Linked DNA regions of Homo sapiens: region 2 is linked to region 1. A link is a loop called in an ENCODE intact Hi-C map of the cell type or tissue named here. Cell type or tissue: endothelial cell of umbilical vein. All regions are shown on one strand.

Evidence for each region. A loop is a pair of places that touch in the nucleus more often than their neighbours do. Peaks named below come from ENCODE experiments on the same cell type or tissue, not always from the same donor. Only the 100,000 strongest peaks of a DNase experiment are listed, where the experiment ranks them.
Region 2: it touches region 1 in a loop (10-fold over the local background); 67 of 110 quality-filtered maps call a loop at or near these places.

Annotation. Positions count from the first base shown.
Region 1 is chr4:54,968,141-54,976,140 of GRCh38, forward strand. It overlaps the pseudogene RPL38P3. Among named protein-coding and RNA genes, the nearest start is that of LINC02358, 130 kb to the left of the region's middle. In endothelial cell of umbilical vein, CTCF peaks have their summits at 3,418 and 3,632; a DNase peak (open chromatin) is centred at 3,541.
Region 2 is chr4:55,317,192-55,325,191 of GRCh38, forward strand. No RefSeq gene overlaps it. Among named protein-coding and RNA genes, the nearest start is that of SRD5A3, 25 kb to the right of the region's middle. In endothelial cell of umbilical vein, a CTCF peak has its summit at 4,685 (motif pointing left); DNase peaks (open chromatin) are centred at 1,270, 4,670 and 6,370; H3K27ac peaks cover 1,553 bases.

The sequences.
Region 1 (8,000 bases):
AATGTAAATAATTGTGTCAAAATAATGAACTGAGCCAGGTTCGAACCGAGGTGAATATGACCCTAATCTCATATTCTTCCAAATCTCATATTCCTAACCACCTTTTCCCTGCAAGAGAAATTGTGAGACATGATCTTCCATTGAGGACTGTGTATGTAATTTCTTTCAATTTTATAGCATAAATCATATTTTGAAGGCCACATGACTCTTGCTAATTAGGATCAGGTAATTTTGTCCAACATTACACATGGGATTAATTATCCTGAGATGAAAAGAACTTCCACCCTCCACAACTGATTCAATACTGTTCCAAATGGTTGACCCAATCCCAGCTAAACCATTTGCTCTACTAGCCCCTCTAAGAATTATTCATTCCTCAGCATAGGCATTACATGTGGTTGGCTCCTTTTTCAAAAAGATCAGCCCTTCATCTTCCCCAAATCATGGGCCCATCGGTTCTCTGGAAAATTATTCCAAACTCCACAACACTTTTTCTCTTTTTTTTTTTTTATTAATTTTCTTTATTGTCTGTTTTCTTTTTTTATATACACTTTAACTTTTAGGGTACATGTGCACAATGTGCAGGTTTGTTACATATGTATACATGTGCCATGTTGGTGTGCTGCACACAGTAACTCCTCAGTTAACATTAGGTATATCTCCAAATGCTATCCCTCTCCCCTCCCCCCACCCCACAACAGTCCCCAGAGTGTGATGTTCCCCTTCCTGTGTCCATGTGTTCTCATTGTTCAGTTCCCACCTATGAGTGAGAACATGCAGTGTTTGGTTTTTTGTCCTTGCGATAGTTTACTGAGAATGATGATTTCCAATTTCATCCATGTCCCTACAAAGGATATGAACTCACCATTTTTTATGGCTGCATAGTATTCCATGGTGTATATGTGCCACATTTTCTTAATCCAGTCTATCGTTGTTGGACATTTGGGTTGGTTCCAAGTCTTTCCTATTGTGAATAGGGCCGCAATAAACATACGTGTGCATGTGTCTTTATAGCAGCATGTTTTATAGTCCTTTGGGTATATACCCAGTAATGGGATGGCTGGGTCAAATGGTATTTCTAGTTCTAGATCCCTGAGGAATCGCCACACTGACTTCCACAATGGTTGAACTAGTTTACAGTCCCACCAACAGTGTAAAAGTGTTCCTATTTCTCCACATCCTCTCCAGCACCTGTTGTTTCCTGACTTCTTAATGATCGCCATTCTAACTGGTGTGAGATGGTATCTCATTGTGGTTTTGATTTGCATTTCTCTGATGGCCAGTGATGATGAGCATTTTTTCATGTGTCTTTTGGCTGCATAAATGTCTTCTTTTGAGAAGTGTCTGTTCATATCCTTCGCCCACTTTTTGATGGGGTTGTTTGTTTTTTCTTGTAAATTTGTTTGAGTTCATTGTAGATTCTGGATATTAGCCCTTTGTCAGATGAGTAGATTGCAAAAATTTTCTCCCATTCTGTAGGCTGCCTGTTCACTCTGGTGGTAGTTTCTTTTGCTGTGCAGAAGCTCTTTAGTTTAATTAGATCCATTTGTCAATTTTGGCTTTTGCACAACACTTTTTTTCTAATGACTATAGGAACAGATTGAATATGAGAGCTAAGCAGATTTTAAATATAAGTATGTTTTTTACTAAAGCCCTTTGTATCAGTTAAGAATTGTGTTAAGCTCCAAGTAAAAGAGGTCCCCCAAAACATAGGTTTAAACAAATTAGGAAACTTATTTTTCTCAGGTAATGAAGAATGTGGACATGGGAGGTCCAGGGTGGGAATGGTAGCTCACAATTCACCAGGGACTTAGACTCCTTTTACATTTCTGTTCAGTCATCTTTAAAGGTTGTCTAGTGGCCTCAAGATGGCTGCCAGAGTTCTAGCCATCCTGTTCAAGCTCCAGACAAGAAGAATGAGAAGAGCAGTGGACAAAACAGTATGCCATGGGAGTCAACCCCTTTTTAAGGAGCTTCTCTAGGAAGTTCCTCTCAACAACTTCCACTTCTATTTCACCAGCCAAAACTTGGCTACTTCTATCTGCAAAGGAGTTTGGGAAATTTAGAGGATTTTTCTTTGTTTCATTATTTTCACACATCAGATAGATATATGGCTACTCCTTCCCCAGACAGGGTTCTATTAGGTAGGGAGAAAGTGAGAGGATAGGCTGGCCTGGCTAGTTAAAATAAGGCTGCTTTCTGAGTCAGATTCAGAGGAACTGGACTCTCAGAGGCACAGAAGCAGGCTCTGCCAGGCCTCAGGCTTCTACGTCAGGTAGGAAAATAACTTTGGTCCTGTGTCACATCTTCAGGGTTGGAGAAGGAGCATCTCTCTTTAAGGAACAAGAAGACTACATTTTTTAATTTCAGGGAATGATTGGGAACTTATCCCAGGTCAGCAGTGGGTCTGGGAAGGAGATCTGGACATTCTTCAAAGGAGATTTTGCCTTTTCCAGACTTCCCATTTCTATTCCTCTTGCATTCCTGTGCTCTAGTCCCTGCTGCAAATGAGAAACTTCACTTTTTTTTTTTTTTTAACAGGTCAGGGTGTTTGGGGATGTTGGTACAGAAGAAGAACAGTTATGTCTGCCTCAAATTTACCAGACAGAGCAGGTAACCCAATTTTTAAAGGCAGATGTATCCTAACCATCATCAAAGCTTCATTCACCTTTGAATTTAAGGTTTTGCCCTCAAACCATGATTTTTGTTATCCTGCTAAGATCTTACATGGAGTTGTTAGTTTAATTAAATTCAGCTATTTCAAGATGGAATACTTGACTGAACATAGGAGAAAGCTGAGAACTACAAAGACAAAAATGAATCCTGCCCTATCATCTTATTTAGAAAAACTTTTTCTTATATTCATTCCTTCATTTCATTCAACTGTATTGATCAAGCAGCTCCATGTGCTAGGTTCAGGATACACCACAGGTCTTGAAACCTGGTACATACCCACGAGGAATGTGTTCCCAATTGCATGAGAAACAGTGAGGAGCCAATTATAGTTCAGAGTAGCAAGGGCGATGATGTCTATGCATAGTCTTAAAAAACGGAAAGATGGGGCTACTGCCATACAGCAGAAAATCAGTTTGGAAGAAAGGTCAGGGAAGGCTTGTTGGACATGGTGAAATCCGAGACCTAATTCATCAATTTTCAGGAGCATCGAGCCTGAACTTCAAAGTCAATCCTCTTTTAAACTAACAAAACCAAATCATGTGCTCATGCGCTTATCTGGAAAATAAAAACATACGTAATATTAGTACTCAAAAGCTAAGATCACAGGTAAATTCAATTTCAAAGCAAAAATCAAAATGAACAATCAACACAGTGGACCATTTCCTCTTATTAGCAGATGAGGAAAGCTTAAAATTAATCGTGTCGCCTGGTACAGCAAGCAGTCACTTCAAAGTTAAACGCTAGGTGGTGTTCTTAGCACGGTTTGCTATCTTTGACGTCTTAGAAACAGTGAGGGTTCACTCCTTTCCAGGAAAAAGAAAGCAAAATGCTGAATACCCCTATCACAAAATTGATTTTATAAGAATAAATAACACCTTTAATGGTATTCTTTTCTTACCATGAGCAATACATTTATTTTTTTTTAACAGTAAATATTTTCTGGTAGATAGGCACATTATTCCTTGCAAAAATGAGATGGAACCACTAGAGGGACAAACTCTCCCAGGACCTAGTCAGCCAAGCAGTTTTGTAAAGGCAGCAATAGCCTCTGGATACCGAAGCCAGGAGTTAGAGAACCGTATTCAAGTGTCCCCCAAGCAACCTGAACCCATTACTCAACTTCATAGTCTCCTTGGAGAAGTTCGCAATTTAGAAGAAGTTGATAGAAAATGTTTTACACCCAAATCACCAAAGCTGGGCCTTGTTACATGCCTGCCTCCTCCTCCACCAAGTAGAAAATGTTAGATTAGAAGATTAAGGGATACTATGCAAAGCACGTTAAGCTCCTTGAGTAAAAGGAATTAGGAGGATATCAGATGGTAGCAATAAGTTTCAAAGACGACAAACGGAAGAGTGATACCTTACCTTGTAAAACCATTCTCCATAAAATAGGAAAAAATCAGATAGCACAAGGCAGAGAAGAAAAAAAAGAAGGAAATAATAACAACAGAAAATATTTTAGGCCAATAATCAACCTACAGAGGGGAAGAATATAGATCTCTTTTATCTAAAAGGAATGAATAGTTTTTTTAATGTTGAAACTAGAAACCAACTAATACAACACTAGGCAGAGAATACAAAAGTAGAAAATGATTTAGTCCTGAAAAATATTTTAGGCAAATAGTTCATTGATATTTGGTTTCCAAACACTGGTCAAAGAACCAGTCCTGATCCATGACAAAGTTTTCACTGGTCTGTGATGAAAAGCAGAAAATAAGGACATCATAAAAAGTCTTTCAGAAAGCTAATTTTTTTTTTTTTTAAGATGGAGTTTCACTCTTGTTGCTCAGGCTGGAGTACAATGATGCAATCTAGGCTCACTGCAATCTCCGCCTCCTGGGTTCAAGTGATTCTCCTGCCTCAGCCTCCCGAGTAGCTGGGATTACAGGCGCCCACGACCATGCCCAGCTAATTTTTTTTTTTTTTTGTATTTTTAGTAGAGATGGAGTTTCACCATGTTGGCCAGACTGGTCTCGAACTCCTGACCTCAGGTGATCCCCCCACCTCGGCCTCCCAAAGTGCTAGGATCACAGATGTGAGACACCGCGCCCAGCCTAGAAATCTAAATTTGATAGATTTAAAGAACTTATTTTTATTCTAAAATTAGATCTTTTCTGCCTTTTTATGGTACAAGATGTTTTCTAAAGTTAAAAAAAGAAAGAAAAAGCTTCTCCTAGGAAGTGGTCATCATAGAGGTGTTTATGTGTTATTTCATTCTGTTTTGTTATTAGTCCTTATTTTGCAAACTCTAATGTACCATCATTATGTATAGTTTTGAAATGTTACTGGTCTGAGAAATCCAAAAGTCTGAGAACTACTGCATCAACAACTAATTTAAGAGAGAACTAACTAGTCAGCAAGGTGTTATTCACTCATTTATTCAAGAGCCAATTACAGTCCAGAGTAGCAAGAGGGATGATGTCTAAATATTCATTGAATCCTTTGTTGGTCCTGGGCTGCATTGGGCCAGGGGTGATGAGCATTAGCAAGGCTGGCATTGGTCCTCCTCACAGAACATGCCATCTGGCAGGAATGTCTGGGGTGGTGAGCAGGTTGAGGCCCATTGTGATGTTAAGGATGATGGTATATTAAGCTTGTAATTGCACATGGGATAATTTTTTACAACGTATGTAGAATTTTGCACTATATCTTTTTTAATCCACCTTGGATGAACAGTGTGTTTCTTTCCTGTAAAAACTGAGTAAGTGAATGTCTGTTTCTATCAAGCTACTTTAAAAATATATATCCACATCTCACTATGATAGTTGCCAAGACTCTTGGTTCAAGGCCCTGGGCTGGCTGTCTACATACAATGTGCCACAAAAGGCATCTCTGTAAAGATGGAACCCCAAAGGTTGCAGAATGAATATCCCTTACCTATTCTGAAAAGGTACAGCAGTAAGGTCTAGGTGCGGACAAGGGAAGTTATTTCTCACCCTGCCAAGGAGAAGGAAGAGTCAGCTTAAGGGATCTATGGAGGCTCTTTTTTCCAAAGCATCCCTGTAGAGGCATCCCTGAGGGACAGCCAGCCAGCTGGTTATGTTGCTTTTCAATGTGACATTTCTGGACTCTTGGGATCATTGGGTTATATTTGGAATTCATCCTGGCCACTGTCTGGGTCTCCCATCTTTAACAGGCACATCAGCAGGACAGTTTTAGATAGAAAAGATCGATAAAATCTGGCAGCACTTGCACTGGTTTCCATGGTGACATGCTGAGCACCTACTGGTCCTTAAAGACCAGCAATATGAATAGTTAAAATGAATTATTTCAGGGCCCTCTAGCCTAGAATATAGGGATCCAAGATAAGAAAATTTTTTAAAGCCTATTCTTCTGGAACATAATTGATAGCTATAGATACATACACAGGAAGGGACATTAGAAAGAAATATCCAAGCATGATTTTGTTTATAGAAAAATAAAAACAAACAGAGATTGGCTATAAGTATTTTTATATCAGAGAATTGTTTCAGTGCATTACCTGGAGCCTTACTTGCTGAGGTCTTCAGGTCCTTTAGGGAAGTGTTTCAGAACATGTACAATCTTATCATTTCTTTTATCAGAACTTGAGTTCTCATAACTATACACCACTGTGCCTTACTTTACATTTATATTCACTTTAAGTTACTGTTTCTACAATAAACCCTCCACCCCCAATACACTGAGGCACATTTGGCCCCTTTGAGCCAGTGTGGGCTGCCAGCACTGTGAATAGGGAACGTCCTCTCTGCCTCACAACATCTGCACACTTGATTCAGAGATGTCTTTCCTGTATCCCTCACCGTCCTCTGACAGAACCCCATGGATCAGCTTTACAGGTCTCTATTTCCAAATCTGCAGGGGTCTCTCTCTAACACCTGACTAGTTAAATAGGATTCCCAGATTTAGCCCATCTATCTCTGGCCACCTGATCTTAACACTTCCCTTCTGGTTGGAATTTTCCATGGATGGATCCACCTTGAATTCCCCTCTTTCAATTACTCCTTCAAAAAGCAATTCCTAGAGGCCATCCTTGTAAAGCAAGATGATGGACCACCCTCTTTGGAGACCACCCTTAAGATAGCCTCACCAGACACCAACTGGCCCCATGGGATTTCTTCCTGCCTTCTTCTTCCCTCCCTTCCTTTGTAAATTCAATGTTAGATTTCAAATCAAAATCCTCAGCTCATCATTCACTATTCTCACTGATCCATGCAAGGCTCAGTATGCATGTATTTATAGACTTCTTATATAACAAAGATTGATGTCTTGTATGAAAGTACTTTCAATGTACACAAATTGTGTGGCATCATTCACTTCATTCTGTTCCTCACTTTTTCACTCAGGAGTCTCTTCATGTTGCTGCACATATATCAAGTCTGTTGTTTAACTGCTTAATAATACTCCCTAGTGCACATCCAGTACAAGCGCTTCTCCAGTCACCCAGTAAGAAACCACAGATTGCTGACACTTCCCTGTAAAACAATGAACATCTTCATATATGCCCCACTATAGACCTGTGTGAGACTTTCTCTGGGATGAGAACCCAGACATCCCACCCACAACAATCTTCTGGATTCCCCATCTGGATTGCTGGGTCAGAGGATATGCATATTCTTAATTTGACCAAATAGGACCAGAGGCTCTCCAGTGTGGCTCCAACAGTCCACATCCCCAACAGCACTGCATGAGGATCTTTACATCCCCCATCCCCATCTCCCTGCAACACTTGGCTGGAGTTCCAGCTTTGTAAGTTGTGCTAATCTGATAGATTTGAAGTTGCTATTGTTTACACTTTCATCTCTTACAAACCCCCAACGAGTCTGAGCATCTTGTCATAAGTTAGATATCATTTAAAAATTATCATTTTAGTTTCTTTTTCTCATGAATCATGTTTTTTTCCTTTTACTAGATTTCTACTGGAATTCCCAAACTCCTCATCAGTTCTCTGTTACTTTTATCCATGACTATTTTCATGAAAACAGAAAAGCTTATTTTGATGTAATTAAATCCATCAATTTTAGCCTCAGGTTACTGGTTTGGGGGTTTTCTATCTTAGATGGAATTCTACAATCTTTCCAGCAAATATAATGTTTATTGTAGGTATTTGTCACATGACCTTTATAAATTAGAACATTCTCTTTCAGACCTGATTTTCTAAGAGTTTTAATTTTTAATCATGAAGTTATTGAATTTTATCCAATGCTTTTTCTGGTTCTATTACGATCATCCTATAGTTTTTCTCCTTTAGTGTATTCATGTGGTGAGTTACATTGGCTCATTTTCTGATGTTGAATCATCCTTGCTTTCTTGTTTTAAAGGATTTTTAATATTTTAATACAGTT
Region 2 (8,000 bases), 350 kb after region 1:
AAACCCATGTGGGATATGCTCACCAAGAAACTCCATGTATTCACAGGTTCACTTCTTTGGTGCTCTCCTCAGGATACTTGAAAAGCCATATTTAGCAAAGAGTTTCAACTTTTGCTCACCTGTCTGTTCTTAACTTTTATTTTAGTTTCAAGGATATATGTACAAGTTTGTTATATAGGTAAATTATGTCTTGTGGGTGTTTGGCATATAGATTATTTCATCACCCAGGTCATGAGCATGGTACCCAACAGGTAGTTTTTCAACCCTCTCCTTCCTCCCACTCTTCACTCTCAGGTAAGCTCCAGTGGCTCTTGTTCTCTTCTCTGTCTCCATGTGTACTCAATGTTTAGCTTCCACTTATAAGTGAGAACATGTGGTATTTGGTTTTCTGTTCCTGTGTTAGTTTGCTTAGGATAATGGCCTCCAGCTCCATCCATGTTGCTGCCAAGGTCATGATCTTGCTCTTTTTATGGCTGCATAGTATTCCATGATGTATATGTGCCATAGTTTCTTTACCTAGCCTACCACTGATGGATATTAGATTGATTTCATGTCTTTGCTATCGTGAATAGTACTGCAATGAACATACATGTGCATGTGTCTTTACAGTTGAACGATTTCTATTCCTTTGGGTATGCACCCCATAATGGGATTGCTGGGTCGAATAGTAATTCTGTTTTAAGTTTTTTGAGAAATTGCCAAACTGCTTTCCACAGGCTCGCCTGTGTTTTAATCCTTTTAAACTTCTCCTGCTTCTTTGGTGAAGAAAGCTTCATATCACGAGAAAGAGAAGCAGGGGGAAAGAGGAAGAGAGGGAGCAGGAGGGAAGAGGGCAAGGAGGAAGAGGAAGGAGAAGGGGAAGGTAAGGCAGGGAAAACCATACCTCTATATTCCCCATGAGAAAAAAGGGTCCTTATCTTAGAATCCTGGCCCTATAACTTAATAGCTGTGTGAACTTGAGTGAGTATCTTCATTTTTGGATTCTCAGTTTTCTCTCCTGTAAAGCAGAGAGTTCATAAGAAAGCCTAGGTAAGTTGTCTAGCGTGTGGCTTGGGTGGGGACTGCACTGTGTACTTTTCACAATATAGATATGTAGAGAGTAAGAGCTGAGGCCCTGAGAGCAAGGTGCTGGCTGGCTCTTCTACATTGGAATATGACTAATTCCGTCTGATGGAGGCTGACCAAGTCCTCCCATCTGTTATTTAACAAAGAAAAGGAAACAAGATTTCATCAGTGAGCCAAACCTCAGATCTGCAGAAATCCATCGATGCAAGATGAATTAATTCTGTATGTTATTATTATCATTAGACTTTATATTTATAGCACTCAACCATTTACAAAGCACTTTCCTTTCCATTACCTAATATGATTCTCACCACAACTTAAGGTTATCAAGGCAGATGATGTTTGCATTTCCATAGGAGGAAATTAAGGCTGAAAAGTTAAGGGGTTTTCCAGGGTCACTTAGGAGTTGAGCAGAGATTCAAACTCAGTTTCGTTCAGTACAAAGCCTATACTCCTTCCACTGCACCTCTGTGCCTTACCCTAACCATTGGTCCCTCAATGATATGAGCAAATCTGTGCAGGTGGAGTGGGTGTGGGACAGGCAGGAGAGTAGGTGAGGAGAGTAAAGGGCAATTGTCTCTCCTTCTCCTTCTCCTCCTCCTCCTTCTCTTTCTCCTTCCATAATCATTTCTTGATTCCCCCTCCCACTACCAGTTTAACACAGGAAACAGTCTGCTTTATAGTTACTCTATAGAAAGGACCGCAAATACCAACTTCCTTTATGGGAAAATTCTCTCAACTCAACCTTTTATATAATCCAAAACCATTAGGCTTGAATCATCCTTCTCTGCTGCATTAAGATATCATTCATGTCAGGTCCTTGTCTGCCTTTTTCCCTGATAAAGTTGCCCCTCCATCTCCAGCTCTCTGCTCCTTTTACGAACATGAGAAACAGGGGCATTTTTATACTCTATATTGGTTTGGGGTCCTTCTGAGCCCTGAGGGAATATTCTGAGATCATGCTTTCCCTGTGAATCTATTGAAATCGATTTTCCTTCTTCCTACATGTGAGGTGAACTGTGATTTCTTGGCCTAGGTGGCTTTGTTCCTGGCCAAAAATAAAAGAGGAAATTTGATCAGGAAAAATCATTTGGGCTGGTTTTCAAGAACCTGGTGAAAAGTTTCAGAATTTGCATGTTCTCAGATGGAGTCACACACAGACTAAGAAGAAAAAGGAGGAGGGAGAGAATGAAGAGGAGGAGGAGAGATAAAAAGAAGAAAAGAAACCAAAAAAAAGAAACACTTTTATATCAGGAAATGTTGACATTTTTAAAACAACATATTTTTTCCTGCCTGTGAACCTTAAGCTATGCTTCCAAATCAAGACCTAGAAAAGTCAGCCCAGAATCATGTTTTCGTAGTATCTCCTGCATCAATAATATATTAAAGTAATGTAAATCCTCTGTCTGAAATATGGGAAGGAAAGACAAAAAATTTTCATCCAGGTGACTTGGATAAGATCGGGAACCAAATACCACAATGTCTTTACAAGCCCCTTTCCACGATATTACTAAGAAAAGTGGCTTTCACTGCCAAAGCAAAGAACTGAAGTAGTTTGCTGCATAATTTAGATTCACTTGGCCTAAATTCATCAAGGAATTGAGAATTTGGGGGCGTTGGAGGCAGTAGACTTTCTTTGCCTGGGGAATAGTCTCACTTTTCACCTTCATTTGTCACTAGATATAAAATTCCTCTAAAAGCTCAAGTAAGCAGGCATACAAGTAGCTTACTGATATTTCTGTATTATTATTGCTCTGTAAAATTAACATTTATTGAAGATTAACTATGTGCTACAGACTTCACATATATCATCTCATTTCATTCTCATGAAACATCCTCAGGAAAAAAAATATATCTCAACCATGATTTTCAGTTAAGGAAACTGGTATTCCAAGAGAGAATCAGTAAGCTGCCCAAGATGACAGAGCCAGTAGGTGGAAAAGAAAGGATGTGAATTCACCTCTATCTCATACACACACACACATACACACACTTACACACACACCATTTTGTTTGGATTCATCAAAAAGGGAGCACATGAAAAAACTGCTGGGAAATCTATGTGTGATAAAATATAGTGAGTTTGCTTTTACAATGATTACTGGGAGGAATTTATATTTGTAAAGTGAGTTGTCATGAAATCAGGTGATGAATTCGATCTATACATTCATGAAAGAGATTTCTTATTCATTCTGTTTTATACACTTAGAAAATGAGTTTAGTCAGGAGATCAAGACCATCCTGGCTAACAGAGTGAAACCCCATCTCTACCAAAAATACAAAAAATTAGCTGGGTGTGGTGGCATGCATCTGTAATCCTAGCTACTCAGGAGGTTGAGGCAGGAGAATCCCTTGAACCAGCGAGGCGGAGGTTGCAGTGTGACAAGATCGGGCCACTGCACTCCAGCCTGGGTAACAGAGCAAGACTCCGTCTCGAAACAAAATGAGTTTAGGTGACTTGGCTTAGGGAGTCATTAGTTAAATGAGAACTATGACAAAAGGTACCTGAGCTTTTGGCTCTCTGGCCTTGTTTAAAGCATGTTATGGGTTATCATTATAAAAGACAACCCTCGCCCCATCATGGATATGTAGACTTGGATATTGTAGATTGTGGTTTTGGTGACTGTTTTGTTGACTGATTGTTAAATTTAGCTTAAGATAGAGGAAGAGAGCTTCCTCAATGCAGTGTAGTAGTTAAGAGAACAAACCTTGGGATCAAACAGACTGAATATGAATTCACATTCTACCTCTTAATGGTTATGTGCCCAGGACAAGTTATTTAATACCTAGAGCACCCATTTTCTCATTCGAAATGTGGGAATGAGAAAAGTATCTACCTCACTGGTTTACTGTGGAGGTGAGTTAACTCATGTAACCCACTTGTTCACAAAACCTAACATATTTTAGTTATCATTAGAGGCACACTCAGGCAAAAGAAATATCAGGCTTTTGAAAAATGCACAGTGGGCATACCTTCTTAAAACTAAGTGTGAGTATTAAAATCATTTTTCCAGAAAAAAGTAATCTCTCAGGTATAGTATCCCTGGTGTATTGGCGAAATTACAGTTGATGTTGAGGTTACTTTTTATATTCATCATTTCCCTTTCAGAAAACTCAACGCACAAGCCACCAATACAAAGCACCAGTCATCCTGCGTTAGATAAAATTGAAGATGGAGAAATGTTTTCCTCCTTCTCATAAACAATCATGTCACAAATGTATTTAAATCTGACCTACACTAGTCAGCAATTTTACTGTTTCCACTGTGGCTCTATTAAATACCTGGTCACCATCCTATATCTAAAAATATTATATAATCAGAAATCAATCTCATACAGCTCCCTATCAAGAATGGATAACAATGACGTTAAGTATTCCTTCCATGATTTACTTTGGCATAATTAATAATAACTTTATTAGACATTAGTTATTAGACAAGCTTACAGAGAATATAATATACTTACCGTCAGTAGATTCTAGACTCAAAAATTATTAAATAAATGAAGGAAGAAAGGAATAAATGAGTAAATAAATAAATAATATAAGAATGGCAGAATTCTCCCCTATCCAAAAACATGTTTTCAGGGACAAAACAAAGAACATTAGCGCCACCTCGAGGCAGAAGTCTATTTGAAACGTAAGATAGACCTGAATCTTAGGAGAAGATTAGCACTAAAAGGAGTAGCAGAGATGGTCATTAGGGCCCTGTGTGGCTATAAATAGTAGCACATAGGTGGCGACTGAGCACTTGAAATTTGGATAGTCCAAATTGAGATGTACCGTGAGTGTAAAATACACACCAGATTTTGAAGATGGAAAAAAGAATGTAAAACATCTCATTCCTAATTTTTATCTTGATGACAGAAAAATTATTTTTGATTATATAATGTTAAGTACAATATTTATTATTATAATTATTATTAATTTTACCTAGTTATTTTTATCTTTTTAATGTGGCGGCTAGAAATTTAAAATTAAATCTGTAGCTCCGTTATCTTTCTATTGGACAATACTAATCTCACCCTTACTGCTCAGAATGTGGGCCAGGGACCAGCAGCATGGTTATTTATTACCTGGGAGCTTGTTAGAAATGCAGAATCCCTGGCCTTATCCCCAGCCTTCTGAATCAGTTTTGCATTTCAGCAAAATCCCCAGGTAACTAGTATGTATATTAAGTTTGAAACTTGCTGATGTAATCCAATCCCCTTGTTTTACAAATGCGCAAACTAAGACCCGTGTTGGCGGCATGGCTCATTCTTGGTTATCTACCTGGTGACCCTAAAACCCCGGTGATCTTGAAACTACTAAATATCCACTTTATAATACATCCTCCTAAGGACCCATCTATTGCTTAGAGTAAAAATAAAGTAAGACTACTGCTTCATTGGCAAACAAAACACATTATTGTAAATATACAAGAAAATGTGATGTACTTAGGGATCCTTGTAACAGAATTGTAGGGTATTCAGTGTTTGTGTAAGTCAGTGACTACACTTAGAAAACCTCTGCTGTCTAAGCTATTACTACAAATAACATACTTCGGCCATGAAAAAAGGCCAGAGTGCAGAATCAATAATGCACATTCCAATCACTGAGTCAGTAAAATCAATTTAAAGAAGACTGATTCCTTTATGCTAAGTAAGAAGGAATTATAGTTTTGTAACTGAGTTCCTTGTGGGAAAGTCTTATTCATTCTTCCAATGTCCAGCTCCCCACAATATATTTAGCACATACAAGATTTTGAATAACTATTTGTTGAATGAAAACATTCGTTTCTGTTTATTGGGTCTATACCTCAGGAAACATCCCCTTCTTTACATTGTCTAGTAACAATGTAAAGAAACTAAGGAAAACACTTAAGTAGGAACCACAGCTAAAATTAGTAGTGATTTTATGCCAAAATCTCTTTGTAACTAAGCACATTGTTAAGAGAAAATTCAAATAGATGTTAGCTTTGGTTGTGAAAATAAAATCCATTGCATAGAAAGGTGAGGTTCCAATTAAAATAATATTGGCAGGTAACTCCAAGGAGCAAAAGTGGTTAAAATATTTTCACTCATCTTTGTAAAGATTGTTATAAGACAGATTAATCAAGCCTAATCAATTCCCAGTGTGCTGTGCATATGAATCAAATGTTCCTCTCACAAGAGAGCATTTTTTTGAATACCAAATGGAAAATGTAGATTTAACTTAGGAAATGAAGTTTTGTGTTATAGAAATTGAATATACTAAGTAGAATAGGAAGAACCTTAATGAAATGATTTTTTTATGATGTAAGTCATATAGGAAGGAAAGTTTAACTCCCACTCTCTTCCTTTCAATTGTCCCATTTCCTCATGTTTTATCCATTACTCATGTCATGTTTTGTCATTAACCTAAATAAAATAATGGGACATCAATCCTACTTGTTATACATAATAATGAACAGATTACTGTCACATATAATTATTGAAATGGTAATAATGGTAATAATAATAATAAATAGCAAACCCAAATATTAATTTATATATCATTAATTTGGCAATACCTTACAGCATTTCCTCTATCACTGTCTTGAATGTATATTGAATAATTCATTCATTGAATAATATATATTGAGAACTTATATGCCAGGCACTGACACAGTCACTAGAAATACAGCAGGGAATAAAATAGTCTTTCCCTCCTGGAGTCTGTGCATAAATGATGAAATGCACAGCATATCAGTATGTAGTAAGTGACATGGAGAACACTAAGGGGGAAATGCCAAGGAGGCAGAGGAGCTGTTTTACTCGGATTGGTCTTCCTTAAGGGGAATTTTGAGTAGGGACTTGAAAGAAGCAAGGGAGGAGGCCATGCAGATATATGGGGGTGAGCTGCTAATAGAACAGAAGGACAGAGGCCCCAAGGCAAGAGCATACCTAGCAGGTTGAGGAAAAACGTAGAGGGAGGACTGGAGTGGACACAGCCAGAGAGGTAGCAGGGCCCAGATCAGCCAGGCCCTTGCAGCCACTGTAAGGACTTTGGATTTTCCTCTAAAGTAAGAGAGAAAGCCACTAACTAGAGGGTTTAGCAGAGACGTCCATGATCTATCAATAACATCTTTGGAGGGAATCACTTAACTGCTGTGTTGGAAATAAATCTTAGGGGCCTCAGCAGAAGAGGGAGGTGAGTTAGAAGATTGTTATAATAATCCAGGCAGGAGAAGATGATGACTTGGACCAGGATGGTAGTAGTGAAGATAATGAGATGGTATCAAATCCTAGATGTATTTTGAAGGTCAAACTAGCAGGATTTGAAGATGGTTTGGATGTGGTATATAAGAAGACAAGAGGAAATGTCAAGCTTTTTGAGCAATTTGAAGAATAGAGATACCAGTTCCCAGGAAAATAGACATGAGTAGATTTGGGTGAGGGGAGGAGGAGAATGATCAGAGATTGCTTTTGGAGATAAATTTAAAATGGCTTTTACTTATTCTTTTTTTTAATTGAATACATAAGATCAGGATTCAAGGGAGAAGTTGAGGATGGAGTCCTTGGTGTTATTTCAATCCTGAGACTGGATGAGATCACCAAAGGAGTGTAGATGGAACCAAGCAGGTTTTTCACAACTGAGTCTTGGAATATCCAACACCACAAGGAATTGGCTATTGTTTAACTGTTCAGATGCTTCGTGTTGCTGTTCCTCAATCAAAATGTCAGATCTTTGAGGCTACAGCCCATGCCCTTGTTGTATTCACTAGGCACTTTGCCCATGGTAGTTACTAAGTAAATATTTAGTGAATGAGTGAATAAATGGGTGTACCAGGCAATGCTTGAAGGGGTTACCAAGATGAAGGAAGAAAAAGTATGGGAAGCCAGGCATGGTGGCTCACGCCTGTAACCACAGCACTTTGGGAGGCAAAGACAGGAGGATCGCTTGCATTCAAGAGTTCAAGACTAGCCTGGGCAACATAA